Linked DNA regions of Homo sapiens: region 2 is linked to region 1. A link is an interaction called in ENCODE POLR2A ChIA-PET data of the cell type or tissue named here. Cell type or tissue: A673. All regions are shown on one strand. Links, peaks and the distances in the headings refer to the core of each region. The heading gives the core; the rest is flanking DNA.

Region 1 (16,924 bases), core at 4,530-9,529:
AGCAGCCTAACTGGGAGGCACCCCCCAGCAGGGGCACACTGACACCTCACACGGCAGGGTATTCCAACAGACCTGCAGCTGAGGGTCCTGTCTGTTAGAAGGAAAACTAACAAACAGAAAGGACATCCACACCGAAAACCCATCTGTACATCACCATCATCAAAGACCAAAAGTAGATAAAACCACAAAGATGGGGAAAAAACAGAACAAAAAAACTGGAAACTCTAAAACGCAGAGCGCCTCTCCTCCTCCAAAGGAACGCAGTTCCTCACCAGCAACGGAACAAAGCTGGATGGAGAATGATTTTGACGAGCTGAGAGAAGAAGGCTTCAGACGATCAAATTACTCTGAGCTACGGGAGGACATTCAAACCAAAGGCAAAGAAGTTGAAAACTTTGAAAAAAATTTAGAAGAATGTATAACTAGAATAACCAATACAGAGAAGTGCTTAAAGGAGCTGATGGAGCTGAAAACCAAGGCTCGAGAACTACGTGAAGAATGCAGAAGCCTCAGGAGCCGATGCGATCAACTGGAAGAAAGGGTATCAGCAATGGAAGATGAAATGAATGAAATGAAGCAAGAAGGGAAGTTTAGAGAAAAAAGAATAAAAAGAAATGAGCAAAGCCTCCAAGAAATATGGGACTATGTGAAAAGACCAAATCTACGTCTGATTGGTGTACCTGAAAGTGATGCGGAGAATGGAATCAAGTTGGAAAACAGTCTGCAGGATATTATCCAGGAGAACTTCCCCAATCTAGCAAGGCAGGCCAACGTTCAGATTCAGGAAATACAGAGAACGCCACAAAGATACTCCTCGAGAAGAGCAACTCCAAGACACATAATTGTCAGATTCACCAAAGTTGAAATGAAGGAAAAAATGTTAAGGGAAGCCAGAGAGAAAGGTCGGGTTACCCTCAAAGGGAAGCCCATCAGACTAACAGCGGATCTCTCGGCAGAAACCCTACAAGCCAGAAGAGAGTGGGGGCCAATATTCAACATTCTTAAAGAAAAGAATTTTCAACCCAGAATTTCATATCCAGCCAAACTAAGCTTCATAAGTGAAGGAGAAATAAAATACTTTACAGACAAGCAAATGCTGAGAGATTTTGTCACCACCAGGCCTGCCCTAAAAGAGCTCCTGAAGGAAGCGCTAAACATGGAAAGGAACAACCGGTACCAGCCGCTGCAAAATCATGCCAAAATGTAAAGACCATCGAGACTAGGAAGAAACTGCATCAACTAACGAGCAAAATCACCAGCTAACATCATAATGACAGGATCAAATTCACACATAACAATATTAACTTTAAATGTAAATGGACTAAATTCTCCAATTAAAAGACACAGACTGGCAAGTTGGATAAAAAGTCAAGACCCATCAGTGTGCTGTATTCAGGAAACCCATCTCACGTGCAGAGACACACATAGGCTCAAAATAAAACGATGGAGGAAGATCTACCAAGCAAATGGAAAACAAAAAAAGGCAGGGGTTGCAATCCTAGTCTCTGATAAAACAGACTTTAAACCAACAAAGATCAAAAGAGACAAAGAAGGCCATTACATAATGGTAAAGGGATCAATTCAACAAGAGGAGCTAACTATCCTAAATATACATGCACCCAATACAGGAGCACCCAGATTCATAAAGCAAGTCCTGAGTGACCTACAAAGAGACTTAGACTCCCACACATTAATAATGGGAGACTTTAACACCCCACTGTCAACATTAGACAGATCAATGAGACAGAAAGTCAACAAGGATACCCAGGAATTGAATTCAGCTCTGCACCAAGCGGACCTAATAGACATCTACAGAACTCTCCACCCCAAATCAAAAGAATATACATTTTTTTCAGCACCACACCATACCTATTCCAAAATTGACCACATAGTTGGAAGTAAAGCTCTCCTCAGCAAATGTGAAAGAACAGAAATTATAACAAACTATCTCTCAGACCACAGTGCAATCAAACTAGAACTCAGGATTAAGAATCGCACTCAAAGCCGCTCAACTACATGGAAACTGAACAACCTGCTCCTGAATGACTACTGGGTACATAACGAAATGAAGGCAGAAATAAAGATGTTCTTTGAAACCAACGAGAACAAAGACACAACATACCAGAATCTCTGGGACGCATTCAAAGCAGTGTGTAGAGGGAAATTTATAGCACTAAATGCCCACAAGAGAAAGGAGGAAAGATCCAAAATTGACACCCTAACATCACAATTAAAAGAACTAGAAAAGCAAGAGCAAACACATTCAAAAGCTAGCAGAAGGCAAGAAATAACTAAAATCAGAGCAGAACTGAAGGAAATAGAGACACAAAAAACCCTTCAAAAAATCAATGAATCCAGGAGCTGGTTTTTTGAAAGGATCAACAAAATTGATAGACCACTAGCAAGACTAATAAAGAAAAAAAGAGAGAAGAATCAAATAGACAAAATAAAAAATGATAAAGGGGATATCACCACCGATCCCACAGAAATACAAACTACCATCAGAGAATACTACAAACACCTCTACGCAAATAAACTAGAAAATCTAGAAGAAATGGATACATTCCTTGACACATACACTCTCCCAAGACTAAACCAGAAGAAGTTGAATCTCTGAATAGACCAATAACAGGAGCTGAAATTGCGGCAATAATCAATAGTTTACCAACCAAAAAGAGTCCAGGACCAGATGGATTCACAGCCAAATTCTACCAGAGGTACAAGGAGGAACTGGTACCATTCCTTCTGAAACTATTCCAATCAATAGAAAAAGAGGGAATCCTCCCTAACTCATTTTATGAGGCCAGCATCATTCTGATACCAAAGCCGGGCAGAGACAACCAAAAAAGAGAATTTTAGACCAATATCCTTGATGAACATTGATGCAAAAATCCTCAATAAAATACTGGCAAACCGAATCCAGCAGCACATCAAAAAGCTTATCCACCATGATCAAGTGGGCTTCATCCCTGGGATGCAAGGCTGGTTCAATATACGCAAATCAATAAATGTAATCCAGCATATAAACAGAGCCAAAGACAAAAACCACATGATTATCTCAATAGATGCAGAAAAAGCCTTTGACAAAATTCAACAATGCTTCATGCTAAAAACTCTCAATAAATTAGGTATTGATGGGACGTATTTCAAAATAATAAGAGCTATCTATGACAAACCCACAGCCAATATCATACTGAATGGGCAAAAACTGGAAGCATTCCCTTTGAAAACTGGCACAAGACAGGGATGCCCTCTCTCACCGCTCCTATTCAACATAGTGTTGGAAGTTCTGGCCAGGGCAATCAGGCAGGAGAAGGAAATAAAGGATATTCAATTAGGAAAAGAGGAAGTCAAATTGTCCCTGTTTGCAGACGACATGATTGTTTATTTAGAAAACCCCATCGTCTCAGCCCAAAATCTCCTTAACCTGATAAGCAACTTCAGCAAAGTCTCAGGATATAAAATCAATGTACAAAAATCACAAGCATTCCTACACACCAACAACAGACAAACAGAGAGCCAAATCATGAGTGAACTCCCATTCACAATTGCTTCAAAGAGAATAAAATACCTAGGAATCCAACTTACAAGGGATGTGAAGGACCTCTTCAAGGAGAACTACAAACCACTGCTCAAGGAAATAAAAGAGGATACAAACAAATGGAAGAACATTCCATGCTCATGGGTAGGAAGAATCAATATCGTGAAAATGGCCATACTGCCCAAGGTAATTTACAGATTCAATGCCATCCCCATCAAGCTACCAATGACTTTCTTCACAGAATTGGAAAAAACTACTTTAAAGTTCATATGGAACCAAAAAAGAGCCCGCATCGCCAAGTCAATCCTAAGCCAAAAGAACAAAGCTGGAGGCATCACACTACCTGACTTCAAACTATACTACAAGGCTACAGTAACCAAAACAGCATGGTACTGGTACCAAAACAGAGATATAGATCAATGGAACAGAACAGAGCCCTCAGAAATAATGCCACTTACCTACAACTATCTGATCTTTGACAAACCTGAGAAAAACAAGCAATGGGGAAAGGATTCCCTATTTAATAAATGGTGCTGGGAAAACTGGCTAGCCATATGTAGAAAGCTGAAACTGGATCCCTTCCTTACACCTTATACAAAAATCAATTCAAGATGGATTAAAGATTTAAACGTTAGACCTAAAACCATAAAAACCCTAGAAGAAAACCTAGGCATTACCATTCAGGACATAGGCGTGGGCAAGGACTTCATGTCCAAAACACCAAAAGCAATGGCAACAAAAGCCAAAATTGACAAATGGGATCTAATTAAACTAAAGAGCTTCTGCACAGCAAAAGAAACTACCATCAGAGTGAACAGGCAACCTACAAAATGGGAGAAAATTTTTGCAACCTACTCATCTGACAAAGGGCTAATATCCAGAATCTACAATGAACTCAAACAAATTTACAAGAAAAAAACAAACAACCCCATCAAAAAGTGGGCGAAGGACATGAACAGACACTTCTCAAAAGAAGACATTTATGCAGCCAAAAAACACATGAAAAAATGCTCATCATCACTGTCCATCAGAGAAATGCAAATCAAAACCACTATGAGATATCATCTCACACCAGTTAGAATGGCAATCATTAAAAAGTCAGGAAACAACAGGTGCTGGAGAGGATGTGGAGAAACAGGAACACTTTTACACTGTTGGTGGGACTGTAAACTAGTTCAACCATTGTGGAAGTCAGTGTGGCGATTCCTCAGGGATCTAGAACTAGAAATACCATTTGACCCAGCCATCCCATTACTGGGTATATACCCAAATGACTATAAATCATGCTGCTATAAAGACACATGCACACGTATGTTTATTGCGGCATTATTCACAATAGCAAAGACTTGGAACCAACCCAAATGTCCAACAATGATAGACTGGATTAAGAAAATGTGGCACATATACACCATGGAATACTATGCAGCCATAAAAAATGATGAGTTCATGTCCTTTGTAGGGACATGGATGAAATTGGAAACCATCATTGTCAGTAAACTATCGCAAGAACAAAAAACCAAACACCGCGTATTCTCACTCATAGGTGGGAATTGAACAATGAGATCACATGGACACAGGAAGGGGAATATCACACTCTGGGGACTGTGGTGGGGAGGGGGAGGGAGGAGGGATAGCATTGGGAGATATACCTAATGCTAGATGACACGTTAGTGGGTGCAGCGCACCAGCATGGCACATGTATACATATGTAACTAACCTGCACAATGTGCACATGTACCCTAAAACTTAAAGTATAATTAAAAATAAAATAATAAAAATAAATAAATAAATAAATAAATAAATAAACAAACAGTCTGATGTTTGTGCCCCAAACTAGACCAATTAAATCAAAATCCCTAGGGAGGATGCCCAGGTTTGGGTAGTATTTAAAGCTCCCCAGGTGATTTTAAGGTGCAGCCTAGGTTAAGAACCACTGATTTCTCATTCCGTGCACCCTCTCTCCTCAATCAAAAGCTGCACTAGCCATTTCTAGATGACAGTTGGCAACTGAATCTTCAACGAAAAGGGTAAATGAAGGACAGTATGTTTTTTATAAACATAAACTGATTCCACTTAAAGGATTGACTTTTCTATTGAAATTATATCCTTACTGTTTTCTTTTGCATGTTTAAAAATGTTCCTTCTTTTATGAAATGTGGGGGGGGGGGGAGGTGTTGAATGTTATTCATTACAAAATAAAGAGCAACAAACCCTATTTAATACCCTATTTTTTTTCCAGAGATAGAATCTTGCCCTGTTGCCCAGGCTGGAGTGCAGTGGTGCAATCCAGGCTCACTGTAACCTTGACCTCCTGGGCCCAAGGGATCCTCCGACCTTAGCATCCCAAGTAGCTGGGACTATAGGCACGCACCACCATGCTCTGTGCACCTGTAGTCCCAGCAATCCTACCACCTCAGCCACTGCACCCAGCCCTGAATTTTTGAAAAATCCAAAGCCTAAGAATCACAATTCTAGAAAATAGATTCAAATATTTCTGTGGATACAGTCTCCACCGCCTCCCTTCTCTATCCCAACTCCCACCTCCTCAAATTAAAACAAAAGTCGCTTCACTCAGCAAGGTACTACATCATGAGTCAGAACTCAGGAAATGATTCCAGCCTTGGACACAAGCATGTGATAAAATGTAGAAAGACATGGAGTTAGGTTAAATAACACAGGGTGTCCCATTATGTAACATGCTAGATTTTTGAAACAAATGGTGATATTCATGATTAACCTACACTGGCCATCTACAGAGGAGTTTCTTGGACACACGTGATTCTCAAATGTTAGCATGTCTCAGAATCACCTGGAAGGCTTGTTAAACCCTAGATGACTGTCTTACCCCTTGAGTGTTTGATTCACTGGGGCTGGGGTGGGGCCCGAGAAATGTGCATTTCTAACCAGCTCCCAGGTAAAGCTGATGTTGCTTATTCAGGACCACATGGTGAGAACCACTGCTTTAGATAGAGAGAAATTGCTAGAGAAAATGCATTTCTTGCAACAACAACAAAAATGTCTATTTTTCATTTAGTTTGTCTATAGATTATGTGTATCTTCAGCAGGAATAAGTCAGTTGAAGAGAATGATTTGCAGTGATCTTATAAAATCAGTTTTTTAAAACAGCATCATATTTGCTGAGAAGTCCTGGACGGGAAAGGGAATGTCTTGTGTTGGAGGTAGGTGAATAATCTCACGGAGCAGTGGTCTCCTTTGAGGCCTGAACTTCATGTCTTTCAGTGTCTCCTTGGATGTCCCGTCCTTCTCCCACTCCATCTGGGCCTCTGATTCCCAGAGCAGCTCTAATCAGATGCACCTTACCGAAGGCGGGCTCCCTGTTGTCCAATGCGGATCACAGGCCCACTACATTTAGCGGAAGTGGAAAAAAAAAACACCCACGCAGCCCCACTTCGGGACACACCTGCAGCCCAGCGGACAGCCCACCAGCCTCCAAACAGTTCTGCGAAAAATTAGGCTATCTTTCATTAGCTATCTATCATGCGGCCTCCACCAGGCTGCAGGATATGAGGGCCATTTAATTAGGCCCTGCACCACTCTCGGGTGTGAAAAGGCTCTCAAACGCTTTGATTCCCCGCTGCTTCGCAGCAGGAAGTTGTTGGCGATAATTGACATAGGATTTCCTTGTTAACCAGCAGCAGACACGCCGGATTAAAGCGACAGAGATCTCGAGAAGAAAGTGAAAGAGATAAGAAGCTCGGAAGACTTCTGCTTATTTGGCACTTGAGGATGGCAGGAAACAGCAATAACCTACTCAAGTGGCGACTCTAGAGTGGAAGGGCGTCCCCTTATCAGACCTATTTCAGCTTGGCTGATCAAAGATTGACTCCCCGCAAAATCACATAGGCCTGGGGTTTGTTAGTTTATTAAGCAGCAGGTTTTAGGAATTATCACAGGTTTAAAGATGGATTGCAGTTTATGTGAAGGGGGAGAGGATTATCGGGTTTTCATCTTAACAATTATAAAATATCACAGCTGAAAGCTTGCTTGCAAATGACATAATTTTCCACTGCCAACTAAACAGGTCATTGTGAGGCTGCCTGTGAGCGCACTCAACGAGGGAGGAAATACAGGCAAATTAACTCTGGGGAGGACCGGGGATGAGGGGCCTCCACGCCTTGTTCCACTTCGGAAGACGGTGCGATCTCATTTTGCCCTGTGCGATTCCTTAGGTAATTATATTTAATTTCTTACCGGGGCCATTAGGTCGGCTTGCATTAAAAGAGAGGGACGAGAGAAACAGCCCACTGAGATGATTCCTAAAATGCAGTTGTGAGAAATGGTACTGAAATAGAGCCGCAGGACTGGAGTGAAATAAATGTCCACTTTGGAATACAGACAATTATTGTATATCACTTAATAACCTTACAGGAGTACATGTGGCATTAATAAAGGATGCGGAGCTGTAAAAGCGTGTTATGGGACTACCTTTTGACAACTCTATACAGGTCCTGGAATAGCGGAGCCATGAGACAGGTTTGCAGTTCTGCTTGCCTGTGTATGGACTGTGGATCTGTGCTTCAGATAACTACCTCAGCACAAGGGCTTGCATCCTTTCTGGCTTTTAAAAATAGCATTTGCTGGCTTTTGGGTTGGTTTTTGGTTTTTTATTTTTTTAGTTATCATAGAAATAGGTGATGGTGGCAGAAAATTTAGGAACTCCAGCAAAATGTTTAGAATGAATAAAAAGAATACCCCCGTCCACCGAGTGGTAAGCGCTGGTAAAGCCCTCAGATTTTGTTGTTACACAAACACAAATACTTCATTTGTCATGAAATCGGGTTCAGTCCTTGTAATTTTTTGAAATGCAGTTTACATAATAAGGCATGAATTTCCCCTATATTTAGGATATATTATTTGAAGGTATGATTTTGAGTTGTAGCATTACATATGATAATATAATTAACCTAAGTAATCCCCGATAGTTGGACATTCAGATTGTTGTCAATTGTTTGCTATTCAAAGCTAAAATGACCAGCTTTGAACACAATTCTTTATGTGTTTTACTGCTTCCTTGGCAGAGTTGGAATTAAAAGTAGAATTTCTGGCTCAAAAAGCATGGGCATTTTTAAGGACACTGATACCCGCTCACATTTGCAGATTCTCAACATAACTTGGTGTTTTCCTGGTGTTGAAGTCAGAAGCATTTTGTGTCTTCCATCTTGAAATGGGAGCATATGACGGCAGCTATTTTATTTAAAGATCAGTCATTCTATCTTGGGTTCTTTCGTTCTGATCTGACCTTTCGCAGTTAAGCACTGTGACAATGACAATAAACAGTGGTTCAATAATCAAGTTAATAGGGCCAAACTCTGAAGATAATCATGTCAATGTTAACGACTTTAAACATCTTTTATCGGAGAAGTTCAAGTTCCTCTAAGAGCACCAATTCATTATCCTTCACAAGTGCAAAGGGAATTGGTTGAAAAAGCAACAAAAACAAAAACCTTTAAAGCAGACTGAGAGGGAGACAGTGAGAGGGAGGAGGAGAGAAGTTGGTTCTGAATCAAGCTTTTTGTCTAAATAAAATAACCGTTAGGGCCTGATCTAGTATAGAAAAGATGGGTTTTTGGTTTTGTTTTTAAGTTTTGTTTTTAATTTGCTGCAAAAAGGCTGGGGCCTGTGAGCCATAGGTCTTTGAGAATCTACCTTGAAAACAACAAAACAAAGTCATCTTTACATTCTGTGCCCTTAACATCATTCCTGTTTGAACATGGTTTCAGGTATAACATCCAATTGCTCCTGTTGGAAGGGACACTCTGCATGTAAATGGCAGAGACACTCTGGTTCACTCAAATGTATTGTTCCTGAAAGAAAGGAAGTGGTCTGCAGAGGTAAAAGTTTATGCTGCTGAAGGATTTTTCTGCATAATTTTCTCCCAACGAGGATGTAAAAAAGATGCTTTTATTTAACCCATAATTCTTTGGAAAACATCTATCTATGAAAAAAGTAATCTTTTTAATATATCGATGTATGAAAAAATATATGTATCTATGAATTGACCTATAGTTCTTTTTAAAATGTATACCTATAAAATTATTTTTGAAAAACTCAATGTAGGCATTATGTATCTGCTAGCATATTACAAGCAATATTTAATCATTCATTATTTTGAAGCCACTTATATTTTTCCATCTACAGGTAAAGTTGGAAAATGGTTGTTTACCTGTCAGCACCAGAGTCTAAAACTTACTACATTGAAATCACACCAAGCATGAACATAGGGTACCATGTGCCAGAAATTAGCCTGTTTCTGATGGGGAAAAATAAACTGGCATGAAATTTATTTTTCCTAAATGTTCTCTTTTGTCCTTTTTATTTTGAGGTAACCCCTAGTTACTTTATAAGGCAAAATGCAATGAGGTCTTTATCCACAGTGCAACTTAGTAGACTGAAGGCATTTGTAAGTTCTGCTTCACAGTAACCCTGACTTTCAACAGTTTTACTCATCTGAAGGGCTGAAGAGTAACCAGTCTCCTGTCCCCTGATCCTGCTGATGGAAGAGACTTAGAAATCATTTCATCAGCCAGGGCTGCTTTGCCCAGAGAAACATCTGTCCAAGAAGGCAGACAAACCAGGGGAGTATCAGTAACTGAAATGAAATATAGCAAGGACATCACCTTCTCGATCTGTTCCTGGACTGTGCCTTGGGAAGGATTGTCCCTGGACCTCTTGTAATTTAGAGTAGAGAAATCAGAGTCAAAAGGGCCTTGTTGTAAATAGTTTTCTCGTTACCGTCTTGGAAAATTTCCAGCAAAGTTCTGGGAAAATAACATGATGCCCTGATGCTAGTAATATAGTCTGACTCGCAATTCCACCTTCCATGGGACTGTACACATAAATGAAAACAAATTTCTAAGCTTGAGTTTAAGACTGTATCTATAAAGAATATCCACAGAGAAGGTCAGGGAGTTCTTTCTAAATACAGTAATCAACTCTGCTTTTTCAAATAAGGAAGAGTTTGTACTTCCAATCTTCTACGGAGAAGAACTGCAATGCTCAAACTCTTTTAAGTTTCCTTTGAGGCCTAACAAAACAAGGTTTGTTTTAAAAATCCTTTCATCAAGAAGACCCTCAGGACTGCTTTTATTTATTATTAAGTTGCAAATCCTTTATCCACAAGAGAAAGGACTTTATATTATAGATCTATGATCTATCTAGAGAATCAACATTCAATATATGTGATATATATTGAATATATATATTCCCATCAATATTATCAATATTCTATGTATATCATATATATTGAATATATATTCTCATCTATATGTAATCTATATATATTCTATAGAATCTATATATTTCATATAATTATATATTATAAAATTATATAATACAAGTATGCATAGTATATATTATAGAATAATATATATAATAAATATATATAAAAATCATGACGTGTTATAATGATAATATGCAGCAAAAGAAGAACAAAAAAGGACACAGGGGCATTTTATAAATTGTCATTTCTGAATTTTTTTTCTTACATCTTTCTATAGAAGATACTCAGCTAGAAGATTCCTCTGTGAGGCTGCTAGTACTTCTCCAGCAGACCAAGCCAGGAGAGCTTTCTCAAAGGTAAGCTGATTTTCTCAACACCCGTAATGAAAGTCAGTCACTCACATATATCAGGGACTTCCTGTGTATGTCAGGCGTGGTTTTAAGTGCTTTGTTACATGATCTGATTTAATCCTCACAGCATCCTATGTGCAAAACAAATTTCCAAAACTAGAAGTCTTCATTTACTCATTTCTTTAAAAATAAGCATTTATTAAGTGTCTCCTATTGGTCAGGCTCTGCACTGAGTGTTGAGGATTTGAAGGCAAAAAAAGACACTGAGTACATGCGGGAAAATAGGCCCGTAAGTCAGTAGAGTAGAACACAGTCAGAAGGAGGCAGGGTACTGAGTGGCTGGTGCACTGGTTTCTGATTCAGAGGAACCTGAATTGGGATCCCAGCTCCAATACTTCTATTGAATTTCCTTGGGCAAAATGTGTGACTTCTCCAGGCCTTGGGTGTCTAATCCATAAAGTGGCAATAATAATACTGATTTTACCAGTTGCTTCAAGGATTAAAAGACACCCACATGTCACCCACATAGCAAGGAGCTGACATCTAGTATGTACTTAATAAATGGTACTACCTACTCATTATTACTGTTCATGCTGTAACCATTTAGTCAAGTATTTTAGAATTACAAAAAAATTTCAGAACATGAAGTTTTCATCTCTAACATCAATCTCGCTCCTTACAGATTCTACCAGATTTTCCAGGGGTTCTCAAAGATTGTCTGCAAACCAGCTCTGATAAATGATTGCAGCTTCTTGAGTCTATAGAGAGAGACCTTTATGCTCTCTCTACTAGGAAGTAATGCTTTTTTCCCTGAGATTATGTTCTTTTTAAAATTTTTATGTGCTTTTAAAATCTCATGTGTGTATTAACATGTCCTTTCTTTATAGAATGTTGAAGACAATATATAAATTTCTGAAAAGATTTGAATGATTTGATTTGGCAAAATAAAGAATTGCCAATCCTACATAGAGCTCCATACACCAATTTTTAAAAATAATTTTATTGCTTCACAAAATCTGGGAACCACTGGATATATGAAGTATCTCTTTTAGCTAAAGCAAAGTCAACTCTCACCCTCGAAAAAAGTTCATTTTTTGATCTGTTTTTATTTTTCTGTGGCAAAAAGTGCTTTTGTGATGCCTCTATGAATAAAAGACTCATTTTCCTAAGTGATGCATCTGCTTTTAATGTCTTAAATGCTGGGATAGAACAGACATATCTTCCCTGGTCTGGGTTTTCTTAAATAGCCAGAAGTCTTCGTGATGAAGACAAGCAAGCATCTAATAGAGAAATAACTCCAAGACAAAGTGCCGTGGCTGCACGATGTCGCCTCCCTGACAACCTATAAATGGACCATATTGATGAAGTGAACAGGACTCTCTCTGGTCATTTTCAACTAGAAACTAATAATCCCCGTCATGATATCAGGCATGCAATAACCTCGGTTAAGACTAGGTTCATCAAATAAATCACTCAGGAATTTCTCTATTTCTTTCTCTGGACACATTGCACATCTGCTCAATGAAAGGAAGAAAGAAGCAATATTTCTTTGATCAGGAATTTTTTTTTAATATTCTTGTATCCATCCCTTGGGATACTATCTTTTCAAGTGGGTGCAGATAATACATCACTTTCTAATGAATGTGGAGAATTTATGAATTTAAGCTATAAAACCAAATATGAGGGATTTTAGTTTATCTCAATCTATATTTTACACTGTCATGAGAAAATAAACCGGACCACAAAGCTGTATTGTGCCCAGTTCACTAAATCTCCTGATCTCTCATGACCTTTTCAATGTGTTCCATTTGTGGCCACATATGGGAGGGGGATACAAACAGATGATCGCTTTGTACTTTTTCCCAATATGTCTAAATACATGTTACACTTTTCATATCCTCTCAGCCGCGGACAGTAAGGGCTTGGCCAGAGCATCAGACATCAGCCTCAGCTAATATTGTTGTATGTTAACATCTTACTGACTCTGTTAATACAGGTATTGGGTGAATTTGGAAATTTGGAAAATGGATATGCTTGTCATTCTGTGTCCTGGAGATCTTAAAAGCCCTAGGTCAGTTCCCCAAGTCTTAAGGAATTATAGACAGAAGATGTCTTTTCTGCATGTAAAACAGAAAACTGTAAAAGCTGCACAGCTAGGTTAGCTAAGCTGTCCTGAGTGTAGAACAAAAAGTGAATGAAAAGGCAAGGCCTCCAGTCTGCTCTTGCTGGCCTGTTCTACCAGTCTTAAGCCAATTATGGTCGAGGGCACTAGGAGCCAAGTTCAAGTCCCAGCTCTGCCATCTGGCACCTTTGTGGCAGGACAATCACATAAACCTTGAGTTCCTCATGGGTGAATTTGGGATAAAGGTACTGATCTGTAAGGAGTTCAGTGGGTTAAGGTTGAGGAGATATTTGGCACCTGGACTGCTACGTCAGTGGTCCCCAAACTTTTTGGCACCAGAGACTGGTTTTGTGGAAGACAATTTTTCCATGGACCAGGCAGTGGGGGGATGGTTTGGGGATGATTCAAGAACATTACATTTATTGTGCACTTTATTTCTATTATTATTGCATTGTAATCTATAATGAAATAGTTATACAATTCACCATAATGTAGAACCAGCAGGAGCCCTGAGCTTGTTTTCCTGCAACTAGATGGTCCTATGTGGGGGTGATGGGAGACAGATCATCAGGCATTAGACTCTCATAAGGAGCACGCAACCTAGATCCCTCTCATGCACAGTTACAAAAGGGTTCACATTCTTATGAGAATCTGATGCTGCCGCTGATCTTGACAGGAGGCGGAGCTTAGGCAGTAACAGGAACAATGGGGAGTGGCTGTAAAGACAGATAAAACTTCACTCACTCATCCACCGCTTACCTCCCACTGTGTGGTCAGGTCCTTAACAGGCCATGGTGCTCCATGACCTGGGATGGGGACCCCTGTGCTAGGTGGTAGGTGCCCAATGAGTGTTAGTTCCCTTTCTTTTCCTTGGTTCAAAGCCCAGCCTTACGACTTGCTAGCTGTGTGATCCTGTGCATGTTACTTAACCTCTCTGACCCTCAGCTTCACCCTTTGTAAAATAAAGACTATTATAAAATGTATCTTGTAGGGTTGTTATAAATCAGCACAAAGTTCCTAGGACAGTGCCTGAGATATAGTTGTTGTTTGCTGTTGTTATGGTAACTTCTTAAAAACTCTTAATATTATTTCTGTTACTGCAACATTACTGTTATTTTTCCCCTTTTTGGTCCTTTTTCTTGGCCTTCTGTTTCTTTATCTAGAAAACGAGGGAATTGGGCCAGATAATACTTACATCTTTTCTAGCTCTAAGCTGTTATGACTCAATATGTGAAATAATGTTGGTAGGAGCCATTTAACATCTTTGAATTGCTATGCAATGTAAGATGGCAGTTTTGTAATTTGCTTTTCCTACCAATGCTTTCTCCTCAAAAGAATAGTAATAATCATCATTTATTGAGTGCCTGCTATGCATCTGGCATATTTATTTTTAAATAATTTTTTAGTTTGAAATGAGTATAGCAGCTGGGTGGAGTGGCTCACTCCTGTAATCCCAGTACTTTGGGAGGCTGAGGTGGAAGGAGTGCTTGAGCCTATTAGTTCAAGACCAGCCTGGGCAACATAGTGAGACCTTGTCTCTACAAAATATCAAAACAAACTAGCTGGGTATGGTGGTGTGCACCAGTGGTCCCAGCTACTCGGAAGGCTGAGATTGGGGGATCGCTTGAGCCCAGGAGGTCAAGGCTGAAGTGAATTGTGATCATACCACTGCACTCCAGTGTGGGTAACAGAGCGAGACCCTGTCTCAAAGCAACAAAAAAAGAAATAATTAAAGATTTACAAAATTTGCAAAGAATGCAGAGTTCCTATAGACTCTTCACCTGGCTTCACGTTCTATTAATGTTACCATCGTACGTTACCATGACACATCTGTCTAAACTACGAAACCAATATTGATATATTACTCTCACCTAAGTTCCAGACCTTATTTGAATTCTGCCAGTTTCTTTTTTTTTTTTTTTTATCATGAATGTCCTTTCTTTGTTCCAGAAAATCTGTGACCATCTCTCAGTCGTTTCTCTTTCTCATGGCCTTGATAGTTTTGAGGTGTACTGGTCAGTGTTTTGTAGAATGTCTCTCAATCTGCATTTGTTTGACATTTTCCTCAGTTAGAGTGAGGGTTTGGTGGGGAGAACGCCACAGAGGTGAGGTGCCCCCATTGCATTAGTGGGTACCTCCTGATATTCATGGGACATGATGAGTGATGTTATCTGGCGTACCTTTAATGTCGTCACCCGTTGTATGGATCTTCCATTATCTATTCCACAGTTGAGGAATATCTGAGTTGTTTTCAGCTGTTTGTGATTATAAATGTAGCCTCTGTAAACATTCACATAGAGTTGTTGTGCGAACGTAAATTTTCCTCTCACTTGGGTAAATACCTAGGAGTAGGTAAGATCGTTGAGTCATCTGATAAGTGTGTGTTTAACATAACAAGAAACTACCAAACAGCTTTCCAAAGTGGATGTACCATTTTGTATGCCAACTAGCAATGTATGAGGGTTCCAGTTCTACCTATCTCTACCAAAACTTGGTATGTCCATTTTTGTTTTTTTTTTTTTTAGCCATTTTAAGAAGTGTGGAGAGGTGTCTAAATTACGGTTTTAATTTACATTTCCCTAAAGGCTGATACATATTTTTATAACTTTATTTGCATTGTGTATCTTCTTTGTTGATGTTTCTATTCAAATATTTTGTCCTTTTTTTTTTTTTTTTGAGATGGAGTCTCACTCTGTCACTCAGGCTGGAGTACAGTGGCACAATCTCAGCTCACTGCAACCTCCGCCTCTGGGTTCAAGCGATTCTTCTGCCTCAGTCTCCCGAGTAGCTGGGACTACAGGCAAGCGCCACCACACCCAGCTAATTTTTGTATTTTTAGTAGAGACAGGGTTTCACCATGTTGGCCAGGCTGGTCTCAAACTCCTGACCTCGTGATCTGCCGGCCTCGATCTCCCAAAGTGCTGGGAATACAGGCGTGAGCCACCACACCCAGCCCCATTTTTTAAAAATAGGCTTTTGTGTTCTCATTGAGATGTGAGAGTTCCTTATATGTATTCTCTGCATACAAGTATTTTATTAGATGTGTCATTTGTGAATATTTTTTTCTTGATGTGTGGCGGTTTTATTTTTTATTTTTTTAACTGTCTTTTGAAAAACAAAAGTTTTTATTTTGATGAGATCAAATTTATTTTTTTCTTTAACGGATCATCCTTTTAATGTTGTACCTAAAAAATACTTTCTGTCCAATGTATAAAACCTTGATGGCTTTACGGCAAAGTGATGTTCTTTTGACGTCTTTTAACAGCCTTATCATTGTATATTTTATATTTAGATCTGTAATTTGTTTTGAGTCAGTTTTGTATGGAATGTGAGGCCTGGATTAAGCTTCATTTTTAGTACATGGATATTGAATTGCTCTAGCACCATTCATTAAGGAGACCATCCTCTCACCATGGAATTGCCTTTGCACCTTTGTCAAAAAAATCAATCAACCATGTATGCGCGGGTCTGTTTCTGCACCCTATATTCTGTCCAATTGATCTATATCTCTGTCCTTTCTCTATCATTGTTTTTGTTTTGTTTTGCTTTGCCTCATTTGCATTTGGGCCAGGTTCACTGGCCCATTGACAGATAAGCAAACCTATCTATCTCTAGGCAAGCCAGCTTCCATTTGAAAGCCAGAACTCACAACTGAATCTAGTTTTATCGTT
Region 2 (16,924 bases), core at 7,831-12,830, 130 kb before region 1:
AATAGGGAGGTCAAGAGTTGTTATGTCTGCCTGCTGGTCAGATGAAGAAAATGAGGTTCATGAAGCAGAAATGATCAAGTCTCATATGGCTAGAGACAGAGATGGATCTAGAATTAATGCTTTCATTCCAATTATCTTTCCAGGCCATTTGTGGAGGGCTTTCTCCAATGCCAACAAGTGATAACTCTGGGAGCATCTTGAGAATAATCACATGATCCAAGGGGCTGTAGATGAGTTGAGATGACCCCTCTGGGAAAGAGTAAGGGTCTTAAGTAGGGATACAGGCAAGAAGAAGGCAAAATGGAAAATAAAGAGACCCTTCTCCTTCTATTTTTACTTCTTCTTTGTTTTACTGGCTGATGAGAAAGTGGTGAAACTTGAAGACCACCAGAAACACACCCTCTCATCTGGCATTTTGCTTATAAAGGACTAACTCTTTTTAGTGACTGAACCCACTTGATCACCATCTTTTCCAGTGGAAATATTTCTGCTAAGAGCCATCCTTCTCTATGAGTGCACCTTTATGGAGCAGACCAGAGGGAAAAGTAATTGAATTTAATAAAAGCTGTTCCCAATATGAAGTCACAGGGAAATACATTTAACTTCAAAGTCAAGATGCATGGTTTCTAAATATAATTAATTGCCTGGCTGTTTCTTCCATCAAATCTCAATTTGACAATAAAGAAGTGAATTCCTTGGCATTTTTTATTTTATAGTAACATGAATTCTTCATTGATGGTTATGGCTAGATTGAGAAAAGTCATTCTCAGAAATGTCATTCTTTAGATTTATCAAAATTGCCACAGCTGTAACTTCGTACCTGCTCTGCTTAGGAGAGCTAGAAATAGTATTAGATAATCTTAACAGACTTGTCAAAGGTGAAACTTTTGAGAATGGTGCTTTCTGCCCCCCAAACCTCCTCCCTATCTCTATTTTAAAACTTTCCTGCAAAAGAAAATAAAAATCTGCAAGAAAAATTCTCTAAGCAACCCCATTAAGAGAACACTTCTGGTCTCAGTGTCTTTGTTTGCAAATGTTAAGGGTTCCTTAAATGTGGATTTAAAAGTCATAAAGTTTGGGTATCATTATCTGAGCCTGCATAGGGGTGACGGCCTCCAACTGAGCAGATTAAGAAAAAGGGAGTGCAGCCTGTCCCAGGTGCTGTGGTCTGAATGTTTGCGTCCCCTCCCGACCTCCAATTCATATGTTGAAATCCTACTCCCCAAGATGGGGGAGTTAGGAGGTGGTGCATTTGGGAAGTGATTAGCTCATGATGGGATGAATGCCCTCATAAAAGAGACCCCCCAAAAGCTCACTTGCCCCTTCCACCATGTGAGGACATAGCAAGAAGTTGCTGTCTGTGAGCCAGAAATTAGGCCCTCACCAGACATGAATCTGCCAGCATCTTGATCTTGGACTTGGACTTGATCTTGGACTGTAAGAAATGAATTTCTGTTGTTTATAAGCCACCAATCTATGGTATCTTGCCATAGCAGGTGGGTCAGACTAACACACCAGAGTGTGCAGAACCATAGGCCACAACATGCTTCCTGGAGGGACTTCAACTTGCATGTCACACCACGCTTCTCTAGGTCAGAGCTCCTTTCCAGGTGACAGACGGTTGTTGTCTAAGGACAAGCCCCTTCCTGTTCTCTCTCTCCCAAGGGAGGGTTACATTTTCATTCTATGAAGCTGCCTAAGGAGAGAAGCTAGATATAAGAGAGAAAGGTTGTTGCAAGAACTGAGACTTCAGAAGACCTTCACTCCAAATTCTATTGCACCTGGCAAAAGCACATCTCAGATGAGCCTGCATGGGAAATTTGCTGAAGCACCATCTGTCTATTTAGCACCACAGGTCATCATGGGAGATGGTGTTTCACCAGGAAGCAGCTTCACACTAAATCACTTGCATTTAGAAGTGACTCTAAGAAAAGTAATGGTCCTTTGAGCTGGAGCCATAAGAAAAAAAAAAAAAGAAAAGAAAAGAAGTAACAGTTGAAAAGGAGAGAGATGGTAACAAATGTATTAAAAATTTAATAATATCAAATTTCCAACAATATGTGAAAGAAAAAAGTTATATACATAAAAATATCAATTGCCTCATTGTCCACCATAGTAAAGTACTAAAGTCATATAAATGTTCAAAAGAAAAGTATTGCGTAGATAAATTATAGTACAGTTACTCGGTAGTATAATAATGCCGTTATTAAAACGTTAACTATAAAGGCTGGGAAGAATATGGAAAAGTGTTTATGACATAATATAAAATTTAAAAACACAAGTATGTGCAGACATGACTACAACTATGTAGAGAAGTTTCAGGGCAAAGGCTAAAAGTAACTGTATACAGAAGAAAATATGCCAGGGTTGTGAAATTACAGGTGGTTTAAAAGTTTCTGCTATGTTTTATTTTATGGTATGATTTTAAACATATATATGTGTGTGTGTGTGTGTGTGTGTGTATGAAATATAACAGAAATCAAAGCTGCTGTTAACATTTATTAGCTTCTCCTCATCAAGAACTTCAGGCTGGCATGCCCTTCATCCATAGTTGACCGTTGGATTTTAGCCACAGAACCAGAGAGCAGAAGGGTCTGAGTCTGATTGGAAAAGCATTACTTTCTCCATCTGCACTGTGAGCCAGACAGATCCCTTCATTTCCCTCTGTTCACAGCTGGATATTCTTGGAATTATCTAATCTCCAGCTGGCCAGATGGATGGAGCACCGAGTTTTCCGCAAAGCAAGGCCTTCTGGATGGCCTGAGATGACTGCATGCTTTCTGACTTCTCAGTTTCCATAGCAGGAATTTATTATGAGTAAGTAGGGACTTGGGGGACTCCTGACCTTTGGGACTGGCCAATCTAACCGCTTTCCCTGAACGCCTACTCCCCAAATAGCATTTCTGGACAGAAATAGGGTGTCCTTGGACTGAGAGTATGCTACCAGGGCCCTGAAAGAGGCTAATTTCATCAAAATGGGAATCAGCAAGTCCCAGGGCCTGCAGTCCCTGCAGCAGAGCCTGGACTGGACTGGCCAGTGTGTCTGTTGTGAGGCTGAACAGAGAACTGGTCCTTTGATGTGAGCCCATGTCATTTGTCAAGAACAGGAGGAGAAGACTGGCTGTCATGGTCTTTATTTTATTTTACTTTTACTTTTTTAGAGACAGGGTCTCACTCTGTCACCCAGGCTGGAGTGAGTGGCATGATCATGGCTCACTGCAGCCTCGACCTCCTGGGCTCAGGAAATCCTCCTGCCTCAGCCTCCCAAATAGCTGGGGCCACAGGCACATGCCACCATGCCCAGCTAATTAAAAAAAATTTTTTTTGGCAGAAATGGGGTCTCACTTTATTGCCCAGGCTGGTCTTGAATTCCTGGGCTCAAGTGACCCTGCCACCTCCGCCTCCCAAAGTGTGGAGATTATAAGTGTGAGCCACTGTGCCTGGCCTTGACATAGTCTTTAGACTCACATGCTGGGCTAGCAGATCTGTGCTTTGTGGAAGGGGAACTGAATAGCCTTGCCCACTCCCCTCCACCTCAATGGGCTTGGCTCAGTTTATCCAGATACTTTACGCACATACATTTCCATCTCCGGGTATTTGATCTTCTCTTTCTAATTCCGGGAAGACCTTCTCCTCTTTTTCTTCTCCATGCTTGCTTGTTTTTATCCTTCCTAACTTACAGGGCACTGTGGAGGGGTCTCTCCAGCCCCCTACTTAAAGTATGTTGTTCCCCAATTTGATTGTTCTCTATTTCAACTTCCTGTTCGTTTCCTTCCAAGCTCTTGGACACAGACAGTGTAATTTTTATCTACTGGCTTGCTCATCTTCCCAGGGACTGTACTGGTCTCATTCACCTTGTATATCAGCAACCAGCGTATACCAGAGCAGTGCTTGGCACACAGTAGGGTCTCACTGAGTATTTGCTGAGTGAATGAGTAAGTGAATACTTGGATGCTTGGATCTGGGATGACTCAGTATCGTGTTTTCTACAGTAGGATGCTCTCGGGGAGCCTTGCCTTGCTGCACTCCCATACAAAGCATGGGCTGGCTGCTCACAGTTGCTGTGGCCGGAGGCTGGACTTGATGTTCTCTGAGCCAGAGATGGTTCAAACCACCCAGAAGAGCCTGCTCCATCCTTAGATCTCAGAAAGAGAGTGATGGAGACTGTGGAGGATTGTTCATCTTAGACCTGTTGGCCAGCAGGTGGCTGCCAGACCAGGTTATCCTAGGGTCCTCTGCCAATCTGCAGGGGGAGGGGGAAATGCAAAGGTGAGCTGGGCAGTTGGAAGAAAGACTTGGCTGTCATTGCTCAGTGATGTAAAGATGCCTGACCCAAAGGGAGTCCAAGTGCAGAATGCCTGTGCAGCCTGGGTTCCCATCTTAACCTTGATGATCACTTGAAGGCCAGGTAGCTGTGAGCGTACCAAGGCTGATGTGGTGTTCTATTTGACTTTCTAGTGCCCAGGGAAGGTGCTGTGGGTGGAAGACCAGGAAGGAGAGCCCTAGCACCATGCTCTTCCCTGATCTGATTTCTTGCTTAGGGCTTCCGGCACTCCCATCAACCTCCATCCTGGTGGGAGAGGCAGCCACCATATTTCTTGCTTAAGACTTTTGATTCAAAGTCTAGTTCTTTTGCTTATGTAAGTTATTCAAGAAAGAAAGCCTTGTCAAAGTCTCTGCCAGCAATAACTCATTTGTAGAAAACATTTGCATAGTGTTACTTGCTTTGTGCTCATGTGGCTAGAGATGGAAAGAGAACTCACATTTAAATTAATATTTCTGACCAATAAATAGCCCAAACAGCAAGAAGAATCCTCCTTCTTAATTTCTAGTCCAGTTTGTCCCCTGAGTTTTGAAAGCTGAGAGATTCATTAGTTTTCTAGCCTCCTATTCTTAAAACTGGTAGCCAAGGACTCTTTATAAGAAATTATTGCACCATAAATTTTTAACCATTTTTAAACTGGAATATTTTGGTTGCTTCCTTTTTTAACTCAGCAAATTATGCTGTAATAAATATTATTGTATGTCTTTATGTACGTATTTGTTCTCCTAACAAACTCTGGGTTCCCAAGAATCACATATAATGGGGAACATTAAAATATTTTATAATGAAACATAGCATACACATGGGTATATATAACATGTATACAGATTAAACAATAATTATGAAATTAACACCTGTGAACTCACCACCCAGCTCAAGAATGTATGTTACCAATTCATATAAAACTCTCCCTCCCTCTCACCTCCTGTGCCCCTCTTCTTCCTTCAGAGACAATCACTACCCTGAATGTTGTGACTGGTATCCCTTCACTTTTCTTACAATTTAACCACTAATGTATACATTCCCTAAAATATACATATATGCATTTCTTAGGCTAGTCAATTGAAGCAGTGGGAATATGCATTATTTTGCATGTTTTGACCTGTATATAAATGAAGCCATACCCTCTGTATTACTCTGTGACAAGCTTTTATTTACTCAATTTTATGTTTCTAAGATTTGCATATATGGATACATGTCATTACTTTTCATTGCTGTATAGTACTCCTTTGAAGAACTATACCACAACTTATCAATTATACTGCCCTTAGGATTTCAGCTGTTTCTCATTTTGGCTCCAGAAGCAATGCTGCATGTGAACATTTTGCCCATGTCTCCTGGTCCACACATGCAAATGTTTCTCTAGGAGAGGAATTTGGGTTATGTTCATTCTATGCATGTTCAAATGTAACAGATAATTTAAATCCGTATTCTGTAATGGAAGCTTGGGCATTTATAAAGCAGTAAGGGACAGTTTCATGACAAGAAGTTGAGGGGAACAACACAGTTGACACACAGACACACAATATCCCTAGGTCCTCCTCTGCAACCTTTGCTGCCATCCTACCTTTAAAGGAAGAGTTACTTTTGGCCCAGGTGGGAGCTGTGGAAGGTCCTGCATTTCCTGAGTTGTGCAGTATGACATCTTCATCCTTGGTGACAAACAGGCACATTCCCTGAGTTGCGGGATGTGATATCTCTTTACTTAGTGACAAACAGGCACAATACTTTGACCAATTTCTGGGAGCAGAAGGAAGGGAACACACATTTACTGAGGGCCTCAACTGTATTAGGCAAATTGTCAGGCACTTTACATGTAGTATTTTATCTCATGTAATCATCACAGCTACCCTTTGACATTAGAGAATATTGACCCCAGTTTGCCCACTGGGCAAATTGAGGCTCATAGAGATTGAGTTGTTTGTTCAAGGTCACTGTCAGTAGGTGGTGAAGGTGAGATTCCAATCTGGCCTTATCATTTCTTCTCATAGGTAATAATGCCTGGGACCTGGTTGTTGCTTCATAAGTATTTGTGAACAAATGGAGGAAGAAACACATGGAAACGGGTGACTGTGCTTAAAACCAAAACCAAACCAAAACAAAACCAAAAACAACTCTGGCAGGCTCAGGGGTCCAGCTATAACTAGCTGAAGGCTGCAATTATCCTTTGGACCCCAAAACTGAAGAACAGGTTGGAAATTGCCAAGAGTGTCCAGAGCTCTGCACAGTCACCCGTCTGGGTGAATCAGCATGTTTTCCGGCCTTCTGAATGACCCAAAGTGAAGCAACAGCTGGCGGGGCAGGTGTCGCTCTCTGTTGGTGAGGACACAGCGCGGGCCATTCTGTGTGTGCTCTGGTGTCAGGCTGGCCCCTGCTTATCATAGCAGGATTTCAGACACTTAAAAAATCCACCCAAACCATGGGGAGGAGGTGGGATTATCTCCAGGTTGGGGTGGGGAGGGCTTGGTTCCTGTGGAAGTCATAAATCACTGAGCCGGGTGGCCAAGGGCAGCTGAGGAACTCTCAGCTCTCTGACAGCCCAAGGCGTGTCCCCAGGGTCCAGCCACAGCCCCTGTCAGAGGTAATCCTGGTGCTCGCCTAGGTCATTGGAAGCCTGAGGGTCAGGCCCAGGTCCTGGGTCCCAGGTGTCCTCTCCCTTTTGGTACCTACCAACCTATCCCTAAGGATCCCTTGTCATTCCCCAGAGCTCAATACGCAGCCCCTGGAGCCAATTAGGAAAAAACGTAGAAGCAAACAGATGAGGACCATTATGATAAATTATACTGATGGGGGGGTAGAAAGGAACAGTATATCCTTTAGAAGAATTAAGTTCATTTTAAAATGTGGATTTATGTGCAGGGGCTTCATAATCAGCCTATATTACTACCTGAAAGAATGAGGTCATCGAATAATAATAAAGATGCATATATGTGTGTGTATATGTATATACATATACACACACATATATAAGGATATATCATTTAAAAGTTTCCAGGTCTTTATTCTTGACAGAGGTCAGTTCTTTTAACCTTGACCCCCTCGGGTTATGATGTGCTGTTGTTGTCACCTTCATATGTTAATGAGTATTAATATATTTTTGTGTAATATTTTATATAAGTACATAAATGTATAGTTATATAATTATCTATATATTTATAAATGTATGATATAATTACATATAAATTATGTATTATTTATACTTACATAGTTTATAAGTATATAAATATAATATTTAACATTTTATATATTTATACTTAAATAGTTCATATATAAGTATATAAACATAATGTTAAAATTTTATATATTCATTTAAACATATTTAATATACAAATATATACTCAAATATATAATATAAATTAATGCACTTTGGCATGGAAATTGGGGCGGGGCGATCAATACAAACGTAGCTCACATCCAAACAAAGCTGAGTGATTAAAAATAAGGGGTGTGGGCTCCCCGCCGCTGTGCAATAATACCAACGCTCCAAGGCAGTCCAGGTATTGCCTCTGGGCTCTCCTCTCTGTGCATATCAGCCTTAAACAACTCTTGTAAAGCTGCAGGCTTGTTAATCTAGAAGGCTGTACAGATGGACTAACTGTAGCTTTAGTCATTATACTTAATTGGGCGAGTGGCCCTCTGAGCTGTCTATAAACTGTGTGTTCACAGTGAGGTAATTAATAACGCCACTTCCTTTTGAGAGACATATCATTAGCCATTATTTCTAGAAACATGACATTGATCTCTTTATTCAGAGAGGTAATTGCAGGTTTCTGAAAAGAGTGTATGGTTTACCCAACAATTCCCCACAAGTGACATCATCTCTGAAAAGTAAAACCCACAAAATCTGTCATTTTGAATCCATAGTTGGGATTTTGTTCCCTAGGGTGGTAAAAGAAGATTCTGGAAAAAAATATAATGAACTATTTTGGTATGAAAATAAGAGTGAAGGATCAGCTTTGTTTTTTTTTAGATATTAGCAATTTCTTTAAGAGGCGGGTTAACGGAGATGCGTTTGTGCTTGTTAGGATTATAGCAAGAAGTGAAACAAAACAATACTAAAAATTTTCAAAAAGGTTAACGACTGCCTTTTGATAATAGTTTTCCTATTGCATCTTACAACGTGCTCACAACTGAATTCAATTTCAACATTAACATGTGAAAACCCATGCATTCCAAAATCCAATTCTTAACATTAAAAAAGAAGCAGGGAAATTCAACAACACTGGGCTTCACATTTTGCATTGATTGGATTCTTACCGTTGAGCAAGAATTAAATGAGAATTTCAAAATAATTTTTGCTAAAACTTCTAGCTAACTTAACCATCAACAATTCTACCTTCAGTGTTCACATTAAATTGAAAAAAAAAAAACTCACTGCCACATTTCAATTTTTTTGAAAAAGTCTTTATAAGGTAATGGTAGGATTAAAGAGAAACAAGACCTTTATTCATCTGGATTATTTTCTTGCCAGTTTCAAATCCTTGCCTGGATTTTAGAGCATGAGTCCATTTGAGAAAGGAGAGGCTAGCAATTTAGAACAAGGTAGCATATTTGAATCAACTGCAAGGTAACCTGCCTCCAAATTCTTTTGTAAACTTTACACTGTGAATCTTTCAAATTGCTGATGAATTTTCAAACCACGATTTTTTAAAGCATCTTTCTTCTTATAAATTTGTTTGGCACCCAGCTCTTTGCTTTTTGGGATAGAGTTTTAAATGAAAATCACAGAACCTCTGGGTTTGCTGTGAATCAGCATTTCTCAAGTACATTAGAGGTTAGAGGGGACACTAAATGTTCAGGATGCCACAAATTAATTTAGAACACGATGTATTTCCTGTTCTCCTCTTAGAAACTGCCCGTGTCCATTGGTGTATCAAAGGCCCTGACAAGTCCTGCTGTGAAGAAACCAGCTTAACTTTGTTTACCAGGTTTTATTGTTTTTTTAAAGCTATTTACCCTTTTAACTCTTCTGTATATTTGAAAATATTTCTAATAATGGGTTAAAGCAAAACAATTTGTATAATTGTTTTTTATTTTTTAATAATACTTATTAATATCCTGCAGAATTAACATTTCCCAAGCCTCATAAGAAATGTTGCCCAAAGTTAACCCATTTTACTACCATCTATTTATTGAGTTTTTCTTCTTTTTGGATAAAAAAGAGATTCATCTGCCTATGGACTTAGTGCTTAAACTTAAAACTTGGAAACTGTAAACTTTAAACTTGGAAATTATTGAACTTCACAAGTATGAATTCATTTCTCAGACATAAAATAATTTTTATTGTTAGTCAAAATTGGTGAGACAGTATTGACAAGACTGGATGTGTGCTTCAAAAAAGGATGTTTTTCATTAAACAGTTTTAATCACCATAAATTTAAGTTCACGAAAATAAACTCAAAATTTTAAGAGAAACTTGTTGAAAGAAAATGTCTGTCTTTTAAATTGTAGGTTCAAATGTATGATGGAATTTAAAATGATGTCCAAGTGCCTGAATAATTATCTTAAAGATAATACTAAAATGTCATTTAATGTCTCAGTACCAAAGGGGTATATATTGGATTGGATAATTTGGCATTTTAGGGTTTGGGGACTTGGGGAGGGTATGTATGGCTTATGGGTTTTAAAGCCCTAATCTCATGATGAATTTGGTTAATGTTATTAAAAGCAACATATTAAATATCTATCCTTTATTTAATATATTAGATTTATTACTATGGTTTTCTGTTGGATTTTGTTTTTAACCTGGCAGAAGCATATGCATTTTAATCTAAAATTAATCTAAATGCTCAAATCTATCTTCAAATGCTTTACTTAGTTAATATGCAGACATATCTTGCTAATGCAGCAAACAACTCCATTCAAGATGTACTTTTGATTCCTAATTATCTATAGGAATTAAAAATCCTTTGATTAAAAAAATTACTCCCATTAAGAATCAAAAACTGGCTGAGGTGGGCGGATCACCTGAGGTCGGGAGTTAGAGACCAGCCTGACCAACATGGAGTAACCCTGTCTCTACGAAAAATACAAAATTAGCCTGGCGTGGTGGTGCATGCCTCTAATCCCAGCTACTCAGGAGGCTGAGGCAGGAGAATTGCTTGAACCCGGGAGGCAGAGGTTGTGGTGAGCCGAGATCACGCCATTGCACTCCCACCTGGGCAACAAGAGCAAAACTCTATCTCAAAAAAAAAAAAAAAAAAAGAATCAAAAACTTCATTTTTCTTTCCCAAGTTTAGACCCTGGATGTTCTTGGTCATTGTGTATATCACCAATGAGTCTGTGCTCAGAGAGTTGGCAACACCATAGGAAAGTCTGAGCGAGCACTGAGTGAGAGGTGCTGTGAATAAACCACTGAAGGGCATGCTTCAGAAGTTTATTAGTTTTAGGGATATTAAAATATACTGACAAATCTAGTGCTTTCCTAATGTCTTAGATTACCCTATGTGTGGCAAATAAACAAGGGAAGTCCTCTAAGGGTTGTTTAAGTTAAACAAATAAATTCTGGCTATGCTAAGTTAGTGCATCAAGATGTTTTTTGTCTTTCCTTTCCTGCCTTGGTGGGTCTGATAAAATCAGAAACCTCTCTACCCTTTGGATTTTTAAGTAGGAAAGAAAGACCAGATTAAGGCACGGATGCCTCTCCCTGGGCCCACTGAACCCGAACCAAGTGGTTGTGGGTTGCAGGAACAAGAGCTCCTTTGTCGTCTTCATTAATCAAACTCACCAAGCCAGATGAATGGGAAGCATTTTTTAAAGTAAAATAATTCACTAGAATTTGGATGTGTTTCTCTTTAATTAGTTTGATGAGCCCCAAGTCTGAGGACTTGTCAAACACCTGGTATTAACCCTGCGCTACTGACCTAGGGGAAAAGGCTGGGGAGAGGCAAAAAAGATAGGCAGGTGGAATTAGCTGAATGAAGAGCCCTTTTCTGTGCAGCCTGTGCTCCAGATGAAAAGAATCATTACCACAATGATACTTCTAATTATACTGTCATTAGGGTACCTCTTCGGTTTGCTGTGGTGCGGGGAGCCCTGCTTTTAGACAACATGATCCAGGAGAGAGTGGAAGCAGGGAGGCCTGGGAGGCATTTAACCCTTTCACTAGACACAACTTCAGCCCTGAAAATGAACCTAAGAGTTTTAAATTTGCTTTGCACTGTGCCTCCCACATTGCACATAAAAGATGTCAAAACAAGCAATATATGGGCCTCCATGGGGAAACTTATCAGTAAGGAGCTCCTGGTGCACCCACCATTCGCTATAGTGGCGTTTCCAAGCTCACATGTTCAAAGTTCTGCTCAAGCTCAGCCAATGGACACGCTGTTTCCTATGGGATGTATCATTCTAACCACCTCCACACCATTGGGTAACAAATGACCAAACAACCACATCCTTGTATTCCTAATTCTAATGTGAGTTTACAAAATCAAAATTGGGTACCACAAAATTAAGGGTAAAGGACATTCTGTTCATGGAGGGTGTAGCTTATCAGTTCAAAGTATGAGTTTTGGAGTTTGATGGGCTTCCATTGGAACTTCCACTTCATAACTTGCTAGGTCTTAGGCTTTGAGTAGATTACAGGTTTTTAAGCCTAGAATTCTTCATCTGTAAAATGGGGTAAATAATAGATCTTGCCTCACAGAGCTGTTAGAAGGAAAACATGAGATGATTCACATACAATGCTAAATAGCACTTGGACAGTTAATAGCAAACACTTAGAAGATGGGTGTGAAGAGGTCGTCTCCAAAAGTTTTCTTGAGGCAAGTCCACATTTTCCTGAAATTACCAACATACCAGAAATACCTGCCTGTGCTATATAACGAGAAACTGCATTTATTTATTTCCTTTTTCTGGAGTTAGATGCTTGTCAGTTTCTGTCGATAACAGTTGCAGAGTCCCTAAAAAAGGCTGTGTGATCAACTAAATTCTTTATTTTTCTAGTGTGTGAATGATTACAATAAGTTCCTCAAAACAGTTGTGGTATAAGTATCCAATAAGACAGTTTCCTAATAAAAATGGTATATTCAGTGTTGGTGACATTTGGATAGAGAGAATGATATTGTTAGAAAGAATCTGTGAATATTTTTGAAACTTTATTCTTCAGAACAGTGGACCATGATGCCCCAAATGATGCCCCAAATGGGGTCATGGATTTTAGCATGAATAAATCCAGTCCTGTTGACATCTTTTAAAAACTTTATCTGCCACAGTCTTCAATTGGCATTGAGATTTTAAAAGATTTTATTGTATGTGTTCTTCATACATATGAATGGATTTACACATAGGATGAAAATTTGAACTATCTAGAAGAAAAGCACTATTTATATTGAAGGTATTCATATACTTTATTGCTAGTTTTTTTATGTCAGCATTGAATAATAGTCTAGAGAAACCACAATTTAAACTATTTTAAAATAAGTCAGTCTTGAATTTTGCACTTAAAGGGTGTGGATTTTTCATGAAACATAATGCAAAGCATATATTGGGAGGGTTTATTTTACTGACAAATACCACTGATGATCCACTTTTTTGGTGGGTGGTATGAGGCTAGTTCAAAACAAGCATGAAGTGAGTGAGTGGTATCGGAAGACAGAAAGACACACATAAACGTACACCTACAGAGTTTTCTGCAAAGTTTATGCAGAGCACTCAATTTATGCAAATTTCATGCAACATACACACATATGGCTACATAGAGCTATGTATGCATCCCAGACACTTATTGATCACTGAGAAATTATTAAGCCAATGTTGTCATGTATGTCTAACTCAGTAATGGGATTTTCACTAGGTGAAATTATTATTTTTATTTTTAAATCCTTGCTGTGATTATTTTAAAATCTACATATCATGTGGGTTTGGATATTATGCTGAAGTCAAATTATTATGAACTCTGAAATGGCTAAATTCATGAGCTAGTTAATTTCTACGACCATTGCAAAGATGACATTGTATTGCTATGAATTTTAATTAAAATAGCAGACTTTGTTTAATCCTTTTATTAAAAAACCGCCCTACAATGCAAGTAAAAAGTTTATGCAAGAAAGCAGTTAATTTTTGAAATGTTTAAATATCTTTTCTGTTTAAATCTCATAAACGTAGCCCTCCATCAATCCATTTTTTCCTTAGAAGGCGGTTTTCCACCTATTTTTTATAAAAACTAGAGCCTGAAATTTACTTTAAGTATAATTAGGGCCCTAAAATGTATGGTTGCTCTCTGAAAACTATATCTCCAAGCTCTTTTGCAATACAAGTTAATTAACTGGATTTAGATATTTGCAAGATGATATATTTAATGGGATTACTGCTCATATAATGTTCTCAGTGACTGATTTGCAATCTAAGCTCACGAAACCGAGTGCTGAATTTCCAGCTCTTTGAGAGTTAATGTTGTGTTAAGGAAAGGTACAGTTTGAACCTCATTGTTCATGAATAGGTGAGTTATTCCCGTGAAATGGAGCTGGGCCCTACGAGGGGTGCAGCAGGCAGATGCATGATCAGAAGCCCGCAGACCATCACATTCCAGCAACTGCCCCAGGTAGCTGGATCCCCACACCTGAACTTCTGAGAAGTTCAAGGCAATTGTGTGTTCCATCAAAATATAATGGCCCATTATTCACAGTCTGTCTCCTAAGTGGGATCAATTAGTTGCTCCTGCTCCACAGGCTTAAACACCCATATTTTGGTCGGCTGTGAGTCCAAATGAAACCATACATAACCATTCTGCCACTGTGAGCACTGAACGTTCTAAATCCATCTTTCAATGCAGGCATTCAAAATATTTGTGATTATTTTTATCAGGCTGGGTGGATAGATAAGTAATAATTTGCTTGGAGGGAAGAACTGTCAGCCTTCCAAAAAAAAAAAAAAAAAAAAAAAAAAAAAAAAAAACCCTTCCTATTCATGTCTGCCTTTGTCTCTTTTGCTCTTTTTTTGTTAAGCAAATATATTTCTGCCCGTCAATTGGGTTCACTCTGATGTTATGGCTTCAGTCATTGAACATGACACTACTAATGAATATAATTTAAATCTCTCTGAGCAGAAGACTACTGTAAAAATAGCATTTTAACTAAAATGTTGAAACTTTTATTAAATGTATAAATATTAGCTGAGTCAAATCACTATTAAGAGAAAATTTAAATTCTCTCTTAGTTTAGAAGTCTATATAATGGTATATCCAATTTCTCCTTTTCATTGGAACTTAGCGAGTAAAATAATTCTTTGTACTTGACCTAACAAGATTATTTCCAGGGATTCATAAATGCAGACTGTACTTTGTACCTAGCTTCTAGATAACCGTTGAACTCTCTCACAACAAATGGATGACTTTAAAAAGAAGCTTGTAACGTAGTCATGACTGTTTCCCCCAGTCTTTCTCTAGGTACTCATACAGATGACTGCAGACAAAAATGAAAGAGCAATTTGAATGCAGATCAAAAAGCCAGAAGCCAGAATCAACAAACCCAAGGATTGAGTCAGCTGTGAGGTCATTTGGTCTAGATTTGCTTTATGGAGGGGTAGACTGTTGCCCAAAGAGGTGGTGTAACTTGCTGGATGGGAGAACCAAAGCGTGGGTCTCATTCAGCTCCTGAAGCTCCCTGGTGGAAGGCTAGGCTCAGGGAAATGGCTGTGAGAAGGGAAGGGATATATATGAAGGAGGGAAGGTGTCTGACTTCTGCTCTTCTTTCTTCCCTAACACTCTACTGAGTCAGAAGCAGCTCACAGGCTGCTCCCCACAGCTCCCCTGTACCTGTCAGGTAAAGTGAGTTTAGACCGAAACACCTGTGGATGGGGAATTCCCTCACCATGGTTGGGGATTTAGAGGTTAGCATACACCAATAAGCCCTGCAGTGATTTTAGAGGGCTCCTGACTTGACTTGTTGGGGTTCACCCCACCCTCTCTCTTAGCTATCTTGCTTCCCTTCTCCCTACCCTTCTAATTTGCCCAGTAGCTGACGGGTTTCCTAGGTCCCTGAACCCTTCTTTTTTACCCACCATAGATGAAGCCTTCACTGCTCATCTGCACTGTTGTGTGTTTCAGCTTTGGAGGTTCATGGAAAGAACTATTTTTCTACCTTATTGAACTCTTCCTAAGTCAAGAGAATTGGATTCAACCTCCCTGCCCTTTTCACCTCATTAACCTCTATCCTTTCCTTAGATCTCAGTTCATTTTCAAGCCTTCCCTGACCTGCATCACCAGGTCAATCCCTGCATCAGAGGCTTCCATAGCATCATATAGCTCTCCCTGTAGCACTTAACAGAATTGTAATTTTATATGCACTTATGTGCTGTTTCTAATATAAGTTTTTATTTTGAAATAGTTAAGACCACACGACGTTACAACATGAGTACTGAGAATTCCCGTATACCCTACTCCCAGTTTCCTCCAATGGTAACATCGTCCATAACCATGGTACATGGTCAAAACTAGGAATTGACATTGGCACAGTGCTATTGATTCAGGTAAAAACCTTACCCGGATTTCCACATTTTTTACATGAATGTTGTGTATGTATAGTTTCATCAAATTTTAGGTTCTGGTAACTATCACCACAATCAGGATACGAAACTCTTCTTTCACAATTGAGAAGTGACTTCATGTTACCTTTTAATAATTTCATCCTTTCCCCAGCCCTAACCCCTGGCAACTACTGATCTGTTCTTCATTACTTTAATTTTGTAAATTGAGGAATGTTATATAAATGGAATCATAAAATGTTTAACCCTTTGGCAATGGCTTTCTACATGCATCGTGGTTCCCTTGAGAGCCAACCAAGTTGTTTGCATGCAGCAGTCATTTGTTCTCTCCTATTGCTGAGTTGCACCCCTTGGGATGTTTGTATCACCATTTGCTTATCTGTTTACTTGTTGAAGGGCATTTGGGTTGTTTCTCGTTTGGGGCTATAGAAGTCAGTAGGGGTTTGGGGCTTATATAAGTAAATAGAACTTCTATAAACATTTATGTACAGGTTTTTGTGGGAACACGCCATTTTCATTTCTCTTGAATACATACTGAGGAGTGCATTTGCTAGGTTATATAGTAAGTGTATGCTTATAAGAAACTGCCAAACTGTTCTCCAGTGTGGCTATACCATTTTTCATTCCCATCAGTGATAGATAAGAAATCTCGTTGCTCCACAGCCTCATCAACACTTGGTTTTATCCATGCTTTTAATTTTATTTTTAAAATTTTTATTTATTTATTATTTATTTATTTTTGAGACTATGTCTCATTCTATTGTCCAGGCTGGAGTGCAGTGGCATGATCTTGGCTCACTGCAACCTCAACCCCTCAGACTCAACAGTCCTCCCACCTCGGCCTTCCAAGTAACTGGGACTACAAGCATGCACTACCACGTCTGGCTAGTTTTTAAATTTCTTGTAGAGATAAGGTCTCATCATGTTGCCCAGGCTGGTCTCAAATGCCTGGGCTCAAGCAATCCTCCTGGCTTGGCCTCCCAAAAGTGCTTGGATTATAGGTGTGAGCCACTGCACCCAGCATGTGTTTTTATTTTAATAATTCTAATAGGTGTGTGGTGGTATCTCATTATAATTTGCATATTCTTAATGCCTAATGATGTTTAACATCTTTTCATG

Evidence for each region. ChIA-PET counts read pairs that join two places held together with the same protein. Peaks named below come from ENCODE experiments on the same cell type or tissue, not always from the same donor. Only the 100,000 strongest peaks of a DNase experiment are listed, where the experiment ranks them.
Region 2: POLR2A ChIA-PET joins it to region 1 with 8 read pairs; 2 of 35 experiments call an interaction of 5 or more read pairs at or near these places.

The regions. Positions count from the first base shown.
Region 1 is chr10:117,821,274-117,838,197 of GRCh38, reverse strand. No RefSeq gene overlaps it. Among named protein-coding and RNA genes, the nearest start is that of LINC02674, 95 kb to the right of the region's middle. RefSeq lists an enhancer at 6,533-8,050. In A673, for the core only: no CTCF peak of the experiment used is centred there; a DNase peak (open chromatin) is centred at 7,157; H3K4me3 peaks cover 499 bases; H3K27me3 peaks cover 3,603 bases.
Region 2 is chr10:117,958,438-117,975,361 of GRCh38, reverse strand. No RefSeq gene overlaps it. Among named protein-coding and RNA genes, the nearest start is that of CASC2, 80 kb to the left of the region's middle. RefSeq lists an enhancer at 7,712-9,074. In A673, for the core only: no CTCF peak of the experiment used is centred there; no DNase peak of the experiment used is centred there; H3K27me3 peaks cover 3,546 bases.